Linked DNA regions of Homo sapiens: regions 1 and 2 are each linked to region 3. A link is a loop called in an ENCODE intact Hi-C map of the cell type or tissue named here. Cell type or tissue: PC-9. All regions are shown on one strand.

Evidence for each region. Hi-C counts contacts between places; a loop is a spot of excess contacts. Peaks named below come from ENCODE experiments on the same cell type or tissue, not always from the same donor. Only the 100,000 strongest peaks of a DNase experiment are listed, where the experiment ranks them.
Region 1: a loop joins it to region 3, with 17 times the contacts of the local background. A loop is called at or near these places in 5 of 110 quality-filtered maps.
Region 2: it touches region 3 in a loop (18-fold over the local background); 6 of 110 quality-filtered maps call a loop at or near these places.

The regions. Positions count from the first base shown.
Region 1 is chr3:4,313,621-4,316,120 of GRCh38, reverse strand. It overlaps SETMAR (SET and mariner transposase domain methyltransferase), which reads right to left. Exons shown (of 3, transcript NM_006515.4): 2 at 2,360-2,500. It also overlaps a transcript of SUMF1 not described here. Among named protein-coding and RNA genes, the nearest start is that of SETMAR, 12 kb to the right of the region's middle. In PC-9, a CTCF peak has its summit at 1,249 (motif pointing left); no DNase peak of the experiment used is centred here.
Region 2 is chr3:3,199,553-3,202,052 of GRCh38, reverse strand. No RefSeq gene overlaps it. Among named protein-coding and RNA genes, the nearest start is that of CRBN, 21 kb to the right of the region's middle. RefSeq lists an enhancer at 122-301. In PC-9, a CTCF peak has its summit at 1,253 (motif pointing left); no DNase peak of the experiment used is centred here.
Region 3 is chr3:4,632,453-4,634,952 of GRCh38, reverse strand. The region is part of intron 5 of ITPR1 (inositol 1,4,5-trisphosphate receptor type 1); the gene reads right to left. Among named protein-coding and RNA genes, the nearest start is that of EGOT, 120 kb to the left of the region's middle. In PC-9, a CTCF peak has its summit at 1,396 (motif pointing right); a DNase peak (open chromatin) is centred at 1,392.

The DNA.
Region 1 (2,500 bases), 320 kb after region 3:
AGAATGTATTCCAATATCAAATACCAAATTCCAACAATGCAAAAACTGTTACTTTTTTTTTTTTTTTTTTTTTTGAGACAGAGTCTCGCTCTGTCACCCAAGCTGGAGTGCAGTGGTACAGTCTTGGCTCACTGCAACCTCTGCCTCCTGGGCTCAAGTGATTCTCGTACCTCAGCCTCCTGAGTAGCTGGGACTACAGACATGTGCCACCACATCTAACTAATTTTTGTATTTTTAGTAGAGATGGGGTTTCACCATGTTGGCCAGGGTGGTCTCAAACTCCCAAGCTCAAGTGTTCTGCCTGCCTCAGCCTCCCAAAGTGCTGGGATTACAGGTGTGAGCCACTGCACCCAGCCCCATCTTTTAAAATTTGAATCTTATAATTTATAAAAATGTTATTTTATCATGGGATAATAGTCAAGTGGAAGTATATTTTTAAATGTTTTCTCTCAAAAGAAGTGTCAACATTCTCAAAAATATGGCAATGAAGCAAACAAATGCAGTTAACTTGCTGCTTAGAAAAGACTTGGAATAAAGACTCTTTGACTCTTACCTTAGGAATCTGGTTTCTAGGATTAAGTGCTATATAATAAACTAGTGCCTGAGGACAAAAAATTTCCAGGGGTCCATATTCAGTCAGTTGTCTCTGGCAGAGGCACTGAGTTGGAGGGGGCTGTTTGTGTCCTTGTCTCTGAATGGAAGATTGTCCTCTGGGAATATCTCTGCTGTTCAATATAGAAAGGCAAAAGGACATAGAAAAGGGTATCTGCAGAATCAAATGGTGAGCCAATCATTTTCCTTCTAACCACTTCCATATTGCGTCTGAAGCAGCTCAGTTATTAGGTGAGCTTGTGAGCAAGAAAAAGCACATTTTGGAGTGAGGGATACAAGCTGCCTTATTAAAAGCAGGACTGCTTCAGAGGCATTGAAGTAATAGAGGACAGTTGGCATGGAGAAATGATTAATTTGGAGGAAAATTTTTGATACTATGTATTTGTAATTTGGGGCATTTTATGTGTACTCTAGTACCATTTGTTCACAGGGAACCATTCCATGTAATGTTATATGAACATTATAAACCCTAAGATACTTAAAAACGACCTAGCTTTATTGAGATATAATTCACACGCTGTATATTTCACTCATTTAAAGTGTACAATGTACTTATATTACAGAGGAATAGTGTTATATATAACATGGATTCCTATAATGTTGAAAGTGCAGGGCCTCCTAGTGGTAGGGTTTAAATGTACTAGAGAAGAAATTAAATTACTTAATAATATCATAGGGGCTCTAGTAATTATTTTAGCTTTCAAAATGTCTGATAAACCTCCACAGTAACTGTATTTTTGCAACATCCCTGCTTTAAGGAAGGTAGTTAGAGATGTTTGCTGCTCTAGAAGTTTAAACGGGATCATAAAACTCCCGTCTCCTTCTGTGGTGTGGACAGGGTTATTTTTCTGTTATTTATACATGAAGTGAGGCTGTTTGAAGTTTTGAAGCATAACTTCACAAGATTTGGAGTACAGCCAAGTATATAATGAAAATGAAAAATTTACAATGTGTCTCTTTTTCTGACTTTTGGTTACAACATGTAAGTCATTTTCATAGTTATATTTTTCACTACTGGTAGTACTTATTAGGGTTTTAGCAGGTGATAGTTAATAATGCCTTTTTCCTTGATCCATGCTTAGAAACAATTAAGTAGGACGCAGGAGTCAGACAGAAATCAAAAAGTCAGCTTTATTACTGTTAAAATTGGTTGGCAAGCAGGGTTTAGGTATGCAGCCACAAGGGTTTCTTGGATCATTATTAGGTTCGATGTTAGTGCTAGAAAACTTACAATAACAGTGACTTAAGCAAGGGAGAGACTATTTCTCACCTGAAAGTACAAAGGTGTCAGATCACGACTGACAGGATGTTCTACAGTACCAGACACCTAGACTCCTTTTAACCTTGTTGATTTTTCTATGCAATGGCTTCCTTTCCCAGGGTCATCCTGGGGTCTAGGATGACTGCTCCAGTTCCAGTCATCATGTATACATTCCAGCCAGCAGGAAGAAAGAGGAGGTGAAGGGCAGGATATCTCCATTTAAGGACTTGTCATTTTTGCTTATATCCTATTAACTAGAACAGTCACTAAGACAAATCTAACTAGGAAAGTGAGTATTCTGGGTAGTCATGTACTTTTGTTAAATGGAGAATTCTATTACAGAAAGGGGAAAGGATACTGATGGACAACTTGCAGTCTCTGCCACATTCCTGAGTTAAACTTATGTAACTAGGCAGAGGTAAAGCTAGCCAACCACTGTCTTCCACTATAGGGAGGGGCAAGCTGCTTATCACTGAACAGACTCACCTCAAGGGTCAATCGCTTGCAGGAGGGGAACACAGAAGGGGCTGAGCCACACATGCTGGGTTCCTTCTCATTTCCACAACTGATGTTCGACTTTTCTACGGGGCAGTACAGAGAACTGTCAAAAGGCAGGAAAGCAGTACA
Region 2 (2,500 bases), 1.4 Mb after region 3:
GCAGATTCCTGATTTTATGCTAGTCAGCTAGACTCCAACATGCCAAATAAAAAAGCATGAGCTGTTTTCACCGAAAACCAAGAATCCTGACTAAAACAGAGTAAATCTGCCCTGCTCTTATTTTCATTATAGCTCCACACTGTGAGGAGAATCAGTTAGCAAAATGTGAGAATGAGGCTATTCGTTCTAATGCCAGGGCAGAATGAAACTGAAATTTATCTGAGGTGTGACCAGAGCAAGAGCAGCCCTGTGAAGTCTTTGTAGTACCATAGGAAGGAAATCCCCTGAGGGCCAAGAGAAGAATTTTAGAAAGTAAGATCACCAAGGGTAGATAGGGGTGATGAAGCCAGTTGCTGGGATGGGAATGGGTGAGGAGTGAGGCAGGGTTGCCTGTGCTGTTTTATGAGAGGAGACGGAGTCTTGCTCTGTCCCCCAGGCTGGAGTGCAGTGGCACAAACTCAGCTCACTGCAACCTCTGCCTCCCAGGTTCAAGTGATTCTCATGCCTCAGCCTCCCAAGTATCTGGGATTACAGGCCTGAGCCATCATGCCCGGCCCCAAGGAGTTCTTGCAATTTATTTACAGAAATGGAAAGAAGAAAAGGATTCACATTAGCGAAGAGAACTAAAAGAATGAAGAGCAGTGATTTTGTTTCCTTTAACTGGGAGGATGAAAATTAATATGATTTGAACAGGAAAGAGTTTAGAAGCATAGTTGTGGGCAGGGCCAGAAGGAGGCTGGGGAGCCAATGAAGGGGCAGGAGAGGATGTAGAAGCTTGTCCCCAAGGTCAGACACATGAAAAATTATGTGCCAAAAGAATGTGGGGCTCTTAAAATAACCCAAGCTCAAGGTATTTCCCTTATTTTTTAATGTTTAAAATTTAACTTCACTTTTTTGTTGTCTTGGTGAGAGGTGAAAAAAAGGTTGTGCGGGCGGCAAATATGTTTTAGGAATTGGTGAATTCCAAGCACTGGCATCATATAGTCAGACCTTCTAGTGAGGTCACAAACCCAGGTAACATCAGTTAGTTTGGGAACGTTTTTCAATCTTTGAAATCTTACTTGGGCATTTATTTAAATGCCTTTCTTTTCTTATCTGCTTTCATTTTCTTCTTCATTTAAGTGCAGAGATAGAGAATGTGTGCGTCTGTTTCTGCATGTGAGCCATTCTCTCAAGTCCAAGTCCAGTATTTCCTCTCCGGCCACTCTCTGTTAAATACCAACCCCGCCATCTTGTGGCTAATGGGTATTTGTGCACCTGGCTTAAAGCTCACTTTGAAAAATGAACAAGTCTAAAAAACACCAATATCATGATTTCTCATTAGCTTCAGTCATTAAATAATATATGAATTCTGATGTTGCGTATATTGACCATACTGCAATGCATTAATGAGCTGGATGCTTGTTGTAAAATATTTATTATGAAATGAAGGGCATTTAAAATGTAATCAATACAAAAAAACACTCACTGGAATTTTATGCATAAACACAGGCTTGAGAATTTAGAAGGGTCTATGGGATTACAACTGTGAAAGCTTTTGTTTTCCACTCGAACTAAAGGAGGTGTCCCTCATCCTTCTCTACTCCAGCCATTCATCATTTACTTCAGATTATTTGTTACAACTTCCTATTACTTTGTTCCCCCCAGCCCCCAGTTTTGCAGGTAGAATGCAGTGAGTTCGACAAGATTAGGGATTGCCTTTGCATTTTTCAGCGTTGCATCCCCAATGCTTAGCATTTTCCCTGGCACACAGTAGACACTCGACAAATATTGGTCAAATGGACTTAATTGATTAAAAATAATAAATAAAATAAGCTCTTAAATAAAAATAAGCACTTATAGGACTACATATAAATTAAAGAAACCTAATCAGGTGGATAAAGAAACTGTGGTATATATACGATGGAATACCACTTAGCCATAAGAAGGAATGAATTAATGGCATTCGCAGCAAGCTAGATGGGATTGGAGACGATTATTCTACGTGAAGTCACTCAGGAATGGAAAACCAAACATTGTATGTTCTCGCTCAAAGGGGTAGCTAAGCTATGAGGATGCAAAGGGCATGAGGATGACACAATGGACTTTGGAGACTCGGGAGGAGAGGGTGGGAAGAGAATGAGGGATAAAAGACTACAAATTGGGTTCAGTGTATACTGCTCAGGTGATGGGTGCACCAAAATCTCACAAATCACCACTAAAGAACTTACTCATGAAGCCAAATACCACCTATTCCACAAAAAACTATGGAAAGAAAAAATTAAAATAGATAAAATAGAGAAATTCCTCTAACCAAAGTGAAATGACATTTTTTCAAGGAATTCAGTGACACTGGTTTAGGTATGTATCTCTGGTACTTTCCAAAGCTGCAGTGTTTCTGGCCATGCTGCTGAAAGTAAAACTGGTAGGAGACTGCTTCCATTACTCAGTGATACGTTGTTAGTATTGAAAAGCCCTCTTTAGAAGGCTGAGGTCTATTAGCAGTAAACTGGTGCCTTTC
Region 3 (2,500 bases):
TGGCCAACATGGCCAAACCCCGTTTCTACTAAAAATACCCCCAAAAATTAGCCAGGTGTGGTGGTGCATGCCTGTAATCCCAGCTACTCAGGAAGCTGAGGCAGGAGAATCACTTGAACCCAGGAGGTGGAGGTTGCAGTGAGCCAAGATCGCACCACTGTACTCCAGCCTGGGCAACAAGAAAGGGAAGTGAATAGCACACTCCTGTTGATACTTTAAAATGTGGAGACACAGGAACAGAATAGGGGGTAGGAGAGTAGGGAAAACATCAAAATAAAACCCAAGGTTATCTTTGAGGAACACAATTTACGAATCACATCAATTAATATTTTTTTGCTTTTCCTACTCACAGATTTTGGAATACTCCTCCTAAAATACAAGTGTGTAGTTTCTTCAAAAACACCTTCATCATGTCTCTGTGTCAGGTACTCTGAATTTTTTAAAGTCATGCCATGGCTCATGTCTGTAATCCTGGCACTTTGGGAGGCCGAGGTGGGTGGATTGCTTCAGCTCAGGAGTTCAAGACCAGCCTGGGCAATGTGGCAAAACCCCAACTCTTCAAAAAATACAAAAATTAGCCAGGCATGGTGGTGTGTGCCTGTGGTCCCAGCTACTGGGCAGGGAGGTGGGAGGATCACTTAAGCTCAGGAGGCTGAGGCTGCAGTGAGCCGGGAACATGTCACTGCACACCAGCGTGGGTGATAGAGTGGTGAGACTGTCTCAAAAAAAAAAGAAAAAGGCATCTTAAATGTGTTACCTTTTCATTACTTTAAAATCCTGATAATTTAAATATCTATTACTCTTTTCCCTTGAATAATGGGTTGCGGGCTGTTTTTAATTTCTAAGGGGAAAAAAAACACTCTATGAAATGGTTCCACCACTATTATTCACCATGTTCCCTAAGCAACATCAAGGTCTGCCCCATCATAGCCACCTGTTATTTTATTTCAGCAACAGAGAAACTATTATCGAATGACAATAGAAAGGTGACTGAAACAGTAAGGAAAGGTTATTTTGTTAAAGTCAACAAGCTCTGAATCATGTAATGCGATATTGAAGCAAGGCTTCTAAAAACAAGCAATGTAGTACCCAGACAATAAGGACCTGTCACTCCTCTAGCTCTTCCTAGCTGGTCAAAGCTGTGACTTAAGTAATCATTTCTCAGAACAAAACAATGTAGGTGCTTGTTTCAAGGTAACAGCTATGCTGCTGTCAGAAAACAGTAGTAATGGCCTTTAGAAGAAATTTATGTGATTTGCGGATGGGAAGAAGCTCATTTTGTCAAGAGACCCTTAGGAAAACATGACCAAGAGAGTCAAAATCCAGTTATTCCTGCAGAAGGAAAAAGCATAGACAGTATCCAGCCACTAGATGTCACTCTCCTTCAAAGTGCTGTTGATGTTGCTCATCCTAGTCAAAAGGAAGTCAAGTGGTCTAGACAACTAATTCCTTAAATGGCATTAATTTAAAATAGTCTGACTTCTGATTGGGGTGCTGCATAGTAGTTGAGAAAAATAAAAATGAAAACCCACTGGAGACTGGCCATCAGTTCCAAAGGCAAAGTGGCTGTCCAAAATACAACATCGTATTGGCTGGTGGGAATGTAAATTGAATGAAATATGTAGATAACTTTAAGACACTAGGGGGAAAAGTTCCAGCTAAGTAGGAAAGTAGGAACTGCAGAAAGTGAAGCACAAAGTCAACATTCAAGACCTGAGGCCGGGCCCAGTGGCTCATGCCTGTAATGTCAGCACTTTGGCAGGCCAAGGCAGGTGGATCATGAGTTCAGGAGATCGAGACCATCCTGGCCAAAATGGTGAAACCTCGTCTCTACTAAATACAAACAATTAGCCGGGCGTGGTGACGCACCCCTGAAGTCCCAGCTACTCAGGACGCTAAGGCAGGGAAATCGCTTGAACCCGGGAGGTGGAGGTTGCAGTGAGCTGAGATCGTGCCACTACACTCCAGCCTGGCAATAGAGCAAGACCCCATCTCAAAAAAAAAAAAAAAAAAAAAAAAAAAAGACCTGAAAGTCACATCAGTAATCTTAAATCAGGGAAAAGAACTGGCTTCCTTTTTTATTTTTTAAAAACATAAACAGCATGAGAGAGATTTCTGTTTTTCTCTTTTTTCTTTTTAATAAGGAGTTGACCATTTTTGATCACCTTATGATTGAACTTTTTTCAACCATGCTGTTTTCTTCACAGTTCATTCATAGGAAGGAGTGTCGAAAGGACTTGCTGATGAAACATAACATATAGAGCACAGGTTGCAAATGGGGCTGAAGAACCACATCCAGCCTGAGCCATTTCTTTTGGTGTTGAGTGTATATTTCAAGCCTTAATTGAATTAGTTCCCAACATCTTTTTAAAATTGAGATACTACACTAAAAGCATGGATTTTTATCTTCTCTTAAAAAGTGGAAGACGTGGCAGCAGCTCTCAGCCCACATTCCCAAGCAGTGACAGTAGGGAAGTAGAGCTGCCCCTCCAGACCCACC